Linked DNA regions of Homo sapiens: region 2 is linked to region 1. The links are chromatin contacts, found by Hi-C or POLR2A ChIA-PET in ENCODE. All regions are on one chromosome and are shown on one strand. Each heading gives the region's core, a stretch centred on a gene start or an enhancer-like site at or near the end of the contact. The rest is flanking DNA. Distances are from core to core; before and after follow the strand shown.

What was found. Hi-C counts contacts between places; a loop is a spot of excess contacts on that map. ChIA-PET counts read pairs that join two places held with the same protein, here RNA polymerase II (POLR2A). Pooled maps may share reads with other maps.
Region 2: a map of PC-3 shows a loop between it and region 1 (4-fold over the local background). The contact joins the promoter of SAMD8 here to the enhancer-like site in region 1. A Hi-C loop is called at or near these places in 2 of 168 maps with a recorded cell type or tissue (PC-3 and mammary epithelial cell), 3 of 37 single-sample maps with no recorded cell type and 5 of 50 pooled maps. POLR2A ChIA-PET finds 5 or more read pairs at or near these places in 3 of 52 experiments (H1, activated T-cell and naive thymus-derived CD4-positive, alpha-beta T cell).

The regions. Positions count from the first base shown.
Region 1 is chr10:74,751,372-74,755,390 of GRCh38, reverse strand. LOC124902459 (a long non-coding RNA gene) reads right to left here. Exons shown (of 2, transcript XR_007062201.1): 1 at 3,952-4,019; 2 at 1,575-2,287. Among named protein-coding and RNA genes, the nearest start is that of KAT6B, 73 kb to the left of the region's middle. RefSeq lists an enhancer at 468-1,988. Within about 2 kb of position 1,675, at least 2 of the 41 ENCODE cell types and tissues checked have a DNase peak (open chromatin) inside an H3K27ac peak, as active enhancers do; they include PC-3, where a contact is called at or near this core.
Region 2 is chr10:75,109,845-75,113,942 of GRCh38, reverse strand. It overlaps SAMD8 (sterile alpha motif domain containing 8), which reads right to left and starts at 2,287. Exons shown (of 6, transcript NM_001174156.2): 1 at 2,221-2,287. RefSeq lists enhancers at 1,579-2,527, 2,528-3,477 and a silencer at 2,201-2,540.

The sequences.
Region 1 (4,019 bases), core at 426-2,925:
CACTCTGAGAGGCCGAGGCGAGAGGATTGATTGAGGCCAGGGGTTCAAGACCAGCCTGGTCAATGTAGTAAGATTACATCTCCACAAAAAATAAAAAACTAGCTGGGCCTGTTGGCATAAGCCTGTAATCCCTGCTTCTCCAGAGGCTGATGAGGTAGAATCCCTTGAGCTCAGGAGTTTGAGGCTGCAGTGAGCTATGACTGCATCACTGCACTCCAGCCTGGGACACAGAGCAAGACCCTGTCTGAACAAATTAAAATAAATAAATAAATAGGGCATGGTGGCTTATGCCTGTAATCCCAACACTGTGGGAGGCTGAGGCAGGAGGATTATTTAAGCCCTGGAGTCTGAGACTAGCTTGGACAATGTAGTGAGACCTCTACTCTATAAAACATAAAAATAAAAAATAAAATAAATAATAGCCAGTTTGAAAAATGCTTACCCAGTAAGGGAATTATTATCTTATCTCACACAATTTTGGGGGTTATCGTCTCATATTATTTTTGAGGTTGCCTCATTGACTTGCACTGCTTGAGGTTGCAAAACTACTGAAGAAGTGGGCTACTGGTAGGATTCTTGCTGGTGACGCTGACAGGCTGCTGGGAATCAGTGTGTACGGGAGCTGGCTGTGCAATCTCTTCCCAGCTCTACATTCTGGGCCTACCTTCTGGGTAGTTTGAAATTGGCCATGGTGGGTGTATTTACACCACAGAAATCTGCAAATGCCTCAAGTCAGGGCTTTTTCTTGGAAGAACTGGTGGTTAAACCGTAACCAGCACGCCATTGCCGTGAGCTCTATTTATAGATGCTGAATCAATGACTTCATAACCCAAGAAAGGAACGCTCATACAGCCAGAGACCCTTCTAACCTCTCCTTGCACGAGTCTTCATGCCTTATATCACTTGTTTGGATACTGCATTTCTTCGGCTCTTAAGATATGTAACCCCAGCTCTAAAAGCTTAAATTTGATGGCTTCCTGCATGCTTCCTAGGACCACACAACTATTACAGCTATAGAAATAAAATCTGACTGAGTCTGGGCCCTCTAAGCTTTGTTCAGTGACCTGAAGGTCACTCCATGTTCCACAGCCCCTACCCCCAACCTCCAAGCTAGCACGCATCCCCCTGCAGCACCCAGAGCCGGGTCCTCATGTAAACTTTCATCACCTCTTTTTTTCTGTTTAGGGTCCAGACAAGGGTTTCTTTTGCAGACAAGTCCCCTGGCCTCCCAGCCTGGGGTGCAGGCACCCGTCTGCCCCGCCTGCAGGTCTCCTTGAGCCGGGTAAGTCACTGCAGCCCGTTCCTTCAACACCTGGCAGCAGCATGCGGACAAAGAACTCATGCTGTTGTGCTGAGCCTGGTGATTCAGGCTGTAAAACTGCAGGCCAAGTTGTTAAACCCAGATTCAGGTAGACAGCCAAGCAGGGCCAAGGCTGCCCTGCATCTGGGTTTTGGCAGACAGAGCAGTTTCCCCATCTGTGGGGGCCTTGGTGTGGCCTTTCCCTCCAGGAGGCAATGTCGGTATAATTTATTGGGCCATAATTGTTGAAAGGAGCAGTCCTTCAGGCCATTCATTCAGGCCAAAAATATTTCTTTATTGAGCGTTCCCAGTGTTCTCAGCCTTGTGCTATGTGGTGGGGGTGGGGTGTGTGTGTTGGGGAAGTCACGAAAGAGACCAAATCCCACTCGTTCTGCAGCAACGGAGTGGCAATGGCAAGCAGGGCTTGCTACACACCCCGCGCAGAGGCGGCAAGTCCTGCTGGAGAGTCTCAAAGGAAGAGCTCCTCCAGTGGCCTTGAATTTTGCCAGGTTTTGCAGGACGAGTGGGATTTAGTCCATGAAGAGTCCGGCAAGGGCACCGCCCCTGGGGAATCAAAGCACAGGATGGGTGGGGAAGGGCCCAGGCTCGCCCAGGGAGTGGTGAGTCCTATGTGTGGACAGGCAGGGCCCTGGAGAAGGTCTCCTGAGAGACAAGCTGGAGATGTGGCACGGCCACCTGGGAGAGGACTCTTCAATGACAGGATAGAGTTTGGACTTTGTTCTGTAAGATACAAGGGACCTCACTGAAAGTTTTTGAGGAGAGGAGTGGCATGACCCGCTCCATGTCACACGAAGGCAAGCTGGTGTTTCCACTCTCAACGCGAGAGGAGTTTTCTCCAAGAGGAGCATAGCGATGTGCTGCCGATATCAGGCCGGGGGGTGTGAATGAAGGAAGAGGGTTGGGTGTGTGTTCAAGAGCATCTCTTTTGTACTCACCGGGTTGTTTCCATTGTCCTGCTGCCACCATCTGTAGGAGATGTCAGAGATAACAGTGTGATTCCTAATAATCATTGTAGCAATGATAATAGTAACCACAAAAATAATCAGTATAGGTGAATTGTATTAAGTAATCTCTATGTGCTAGGCCCTGAGCTAAATACACCACATGAATGATTGTGTAAAATACTTACGTCAACCCTATGAAGTAGACATTATTATTTTCCCCATTTTACAGATGAGAAAAACCAAAGCACAGAGAAGTAAGTGCACTTGTGCAATGTCACACAGCCAGGGAATGGAAAAGGGAAGGCAACAACCCAGCATTGTCTGACTCCAGAGCCTGAGCTCTGTTCCCCTCCACTATAGCCCTTTCTGAGATGCAGCACTTCCTCTAGAAAGCACTCTCCAGTGTATCTGGGCAGGATGGGCAGTGGGAGGCTGGATGTCAACCTGGGGAGGTGGTTTAGTAAGGGGTTGGAGGACTGTGTCCAGAGGGTGCTGAAGAAGCCCTTGGGCTTGTCCACCCAGCCCTGGGGTTCCACTTACGTTACTTCCTTGGCTTCTACAGGTATTTGATGTTGAGACCCTATCAACACATGCTTCCCTGGCCAGGCACGGTGGCTCACGCCTGTAACCCCAGCATGCTGGGAGGCTGAGGCAGGCAGATCACCTGAGGTCAGAAGTTCGAGATCAGCCTGGCCAACATAGTGAAACCCCATCTCTACTAAAACTACAAAAATTAGCCGGGCATTGTGGCAGGTGCCTGTAATCCCAGCTACTTGGGAGGCTGTGGCAGGAGAATTGCTTGAGCCTGGAGACGGAGGTTGCAGTGGGCTGAGATTGCACCATTGCACTTCAGCCTGGGTGACAGAGCGAGACTCTGTCTCAAAACAAAAATAAAGCAAAACACATGCTTCCCTGACTACTCACAGGTGAAGTGAAGGTGGGAGGGATAAAGCAGATGGATCACAGCAACAAGACCCAGGAAGATCCGGTCAATTGATGAGCATCTAGTGAAAGTTTAATAGGAATAATGCAAAATCTTGTAATGGTCCATGAAATCACCACACTGTACTAGTGTGGACACAGGGGTACGGCTTAATACTAATGTGATGCCAAAAAAAAAAAAGAAAAAAGAAAAGGAAACAAACACTTAACTTTTGGTTGATGAAAATCTCAATATGAATCAACAGTGTTATATGAATATCAAAAAAAAGCTGTGACTGGCACTTTGGGAGGCCGAGGTGGGAGGACACATGAGGTCAGGAGTTCGAGGCCAGCCCGGCCAACATGGTGAAACCCTGTCTCTACTAAAAATACAAAAATTAGCCAGGCATGGTGGCGCGTGACTGTAGTCCCAGCTACTCAAGAGGCTGAGGCAGGAGAATCACCTGAACCCGGGAGGCAGAGGTTGCAGTGAGCCAAGATGGCACCACTGTACTCCAGCCTGGGCAACAGAGTAAGACTCCATCTCAAAAAAAAAAAAAAAAAAAAAGCTGTGACTGCAGGCTATATCAATAGAATTATAAAGCAATTGTTTGGCTTCCACATAGACGGTATTCAAGGTGTGCTATGTAGCTCCCAGGAAGAGTATCCGTTAATTGCACAGAGTAGAGACGAAGGGAAGACAGACTTTGGCACAGGGTAGAGAAGCTGCTCGGAGGTGCCCAGATGAAATAGCAGAAAGAATACCTGGCGGGAGCCGGTGTGTTCCCGGGAAACTGGAGTGTTCAGGCTCGAACAGGATGGCTGCTTGGCAG
Region 2 (4,098 bases), core at 1,038-3,537, 360 kb before region 1:
CTCTTTAATTTTGCAATAACATTAAGCTGTAATCTTAATAGAGTTCTTATATTGCAGTTCAGCAAATTTTTACATGCCATGACTTTTATTCACAACTAAGTATGAAGATAAGGTCTCCAGAGGATCTCACTCTAAAGATAAAACCAACAAACAGTAATATTACATAAACTTCAACTGAAGATAATTTGTATTAAGTTAAAGAAAAGGGAATTAATACTTTAACAATCTCAGCATTTTTAGCTAAGAATTCACATATCCTTTGAAGAAACAATTACTATTCCACTGTGCATCTGAGGGTATGTCACATAGCCCATACACATAAACTAATTTAAAAGCTGTTGCAAATCAAATTATCATCTCATGAAGATTAAACAGTAGATATCCATTTAGATTTAATCAAGCATTTAGAAAACGCTTGATGCTAACAAAAATTAGCCAGCCATGGTGGCGCCCACCTGCAGTCCCAGCTACTCCCAGCTACTTGGGAGGCTGAGGTGGGAGGATCACTTAAGCCTGGGCAACACAGCGAATCTCTGTCTCAAAAAAAAAAAAGAAAGGAAAGAAAAGAAAAGAAGGAAGAGAAAAGAAATGGCCAACAACTTTACAAACCTATAATCACATAAAAAGTTGTAAAACATATGAGACATGTGGCTAAAGTCAAAGACTTCATGGAACCATGTTATGACTTAACAATCACAAAAGGAAGTCAATTTATCTCTACTAAAGTGAATATAAATATTGCAATCATTCTTTTTCTGGCATAATTATGTTTTGGAACTATGTCTTCTATAAAAAGCATCTGTATACCCACCTGTCCCAGTTGTGTTGGCTGCCAACTACAAGCATCCTCTGTCCTTATTTTTCCAAATCACTCTACTAAAAATACTATTCACACAATACCTGCAAAATAGTATTTCAATATTGGTTTTGCCAATCAGTCAAAGGTACCTCTCCAATTTTCAAGAGATAAGTCCAATCCTGGGGTTATCAGTGAGAGGAAGATTTGGTATTGCGCCTAGACTGTGGCAAGTTCACTGTGCCCCCTTCACCCAGAAACTTGCATTGACCATACATTTACTATGTGGCAAATACATGTGTCAACTTAAAACTTTGAAAGTGGAACCAGTCCATGTTGAGTATCTGTAAAATCCAAGTGTCCAAATTCTTGTTTCAAGTTTAATTTTTAAAATCTGAGTATCCAAAGTCTTGTTTCAAGTTTTTAAAACTTAAAGGTAATATAGTAAATTTTTAGGATCTTAACATGTCTGGTATTTAAACTTAGCTACGAAAAAATTACAATGAAAAAAAGGACACCATTACTGTCAATAAATCCAAATGATATCTTCATTTTCAGAATCACGTCTTCCACTACCTTCTTCAAACATCACTTCCTCTCCACTACTTCCCCCAGTCCTTTAGGCAAATCAGTGATTCACACCGCCCCTTCCACCCAAGATTCTTAAAATGATCCACTGTGCACGAACGAGAAAGCCCCACGATCCAAGTACATTGCCCTAGTGATCTTTGATGTTTTAAAAGGCACCTGTAAAAATGCCAAAGCCCAAAATTAGATCCCCAAGGGCTCCTTTTCTTTCTTGACCACACTTCTCTTTTTCAGTGCCTCCCTCACCCCTTGAGGCCAGACGATTTCCCATCCAACAGCCCTCCTCCTTCTAGTCAAACCTAAATCCTGCCCTCCATCACCACCAGCCCCACCCGGGGTGGGAGGCGGATAAGAGGGCTCCGTAAGAGGAGAACCCCATGAGAGGGCTCCAGTCCCAGCCCCGATCGCCCTCCCTCGCCCTGGGAAGGGAACACCGGCCCAGGTCTTGCTCCTCTGACTCCTCATCCCCGCTGCCAAACCCAGAGCATCTCTTCTTCCGGGTCCACATTCCCGCAGGACCTTCGATCTTTTTCCCCCACTGCGCAGCTTTCAAAAGCCCCCAAGCTCTGGGCTCTTCAAGCCTCCCCCTCTCGCTCTCTCCCTCTCGTTCCTCGGCCTCCACTTATCCCTCAGCCTTCAGGCCCTCAGTTCGACAACCTCCATTTGCTTCAGATTCCATTCCAGAGCTGACTATCCCGGTTCCCTCAACCGTCTCCCCGGGGCCCCTCCAGGTCGCGGTCCCTCGGCAGCCCCCGGCTCCATCCCAGACTCCCCACTCACCCTTGGCAGCAGGCGCCCCCCAAGCTCCCCTCTCCTCAGCCTCAGCTCCCGCTCACCTCCGCGGTCCGAGTCGGGCTCCCCGGACCCACCTCCGAGTCGGCGTCCGAGCCGCCGTCGGAGTCCGGGGCCCTCCCCGCCTCGCCGGAGTGAAGCGCCTCAAGCGGCGGGGGCGGAGCCCGGGGCGGGGAGCCGGAGTGGAGGCGGGGGCGGTGGCGACTGCGCGCAGGCATCGTCCCGGCCGCCGTCACCGCCGCGCCGGCAGCTGCTCGGAGCCGAACCGGAACTGCTTCGGGAGGCGGGGCCCTACCGGCCGGGGACGGGGTTCTACCGGCAGGGGGCGGGGCCCACACTGGAAAAGACGCGAGGCTCCAGATGGGCCCGAGAGGAGAACCGAGATGCTGCCGCGGAGGAGCCCGAGGGCGCATGCGTCATGCCGGAGGCCAAAGCGACAGGAGGAAGCGGGGCTAGCGGAGCCGGGGCGGGGCCTGTGGGATCAGTAAATGGGGTTAGGGCCTAGAAGGAGGTAATCCGAATTCCTCTGGAGAGAGCCAGCTCTTCTCCAATAGCCAGCCCCCAATGATCATTGTTATAATTTATTGCCCATTTACTCTTTGACAGTGTCTATGCCAAACGCCATATAAACATCTCATTTAATCCTTGTGCTAAGGCCGGGAGCGGAGGCTCACGTCTGTAATCCCAGCACTTTGGGAGGCTGAGGCGGGATCACCTGAGGTCAGGAGTTCGAGACCAGCCTGGCCAGCATGGGGAAACCTCGTCTGTACTAAAAATACAAAAATTAGCCGGGCGTGGTGGTGCATACCTGTAATCCCAGCTACTCGGGAGGCTGAGGCAGGAGAATCGCTTGAACCCGGGAAATGGAGGTTGCAATGAGCCGAGATCACGCCATGGCACTCCAGCCTGGGCGACAAGAGCAAACTCCATCTCAAAAAAAAAATCCTAGTGCTAATTCTGCAAGGGGGATCCTATAGCACAGAAAAGTAAAGAAACATACTGCCTGACATATTGCAAACTGATATTCCAACCCAAATCTCTCTAACATCAGATCCTGTATTTTCCTCACTCCACCATGCTGCACCACCCTGAGGGAAGGTCTCCTCCCAAGCCAGGTCTAGCATTGGCATAAACCAAGTCCAAACCCAGCTGTAACCTGGACACGAGCCCCTCCTTGGTCTTGCCTCCCCACACAGTGCCGGGCCGACTTCAATGGTTCTGAATGGGATAGACATGAGTGTAGACTGCTTCCATGGGATGCCCTGGTGTGGCCTTTCCCTTCAAACTGGTCTTAAGGCCAAGGGCAGCTGGGAACCTCCCCACTGCAGCTCATACCCTTCCCAGCTCCATTAGGGCCACTGAGAAGTCACATGAGAGAGGGTGAGACATCTCATCTCTCTTGCTGATAACCAGCTCTGGCAGAAGGACAGGTTGACCTTTCTCAGTTTCTATTTTGGGACCCAAAGCCCTTATAGGCAGAGGAATCTCCCTCCCACTGTTTCTGATGACAGTTAGCCCCTTTGGCTCTCAAAGTCTAGGGCAACACTCACCTCCCGTCTCCCCATTTGACATACAAGGCCCTCTTCAGCCTTCTCTTCTGAGAAGTTAGCCATCTTCACTACAGGACCATTGTTCAAACCTTGCCCCATTGGCCCGGCACGGCGGCTCACACCTGTAATCCCAGTACTTTGGGAGGCCGAGGCAGGCTGATCACTTGAGGTAGGAGTTCAAGACCAGTCAGACCAACATGGCAAAACCCCATCTCTACTAAAAACACAAAAATTAGTGTGGCATGGTGGCACATGCCTGTAATCCTAGCTACTCAGGAAGCTAAAGCAGGAGAATCACTTGAACCTGGGAGGTGGTAGTGGCAGTGAGCCAAGATGATGCCACTGCACTCCAGCCTGGGTGACAGAGTGAGA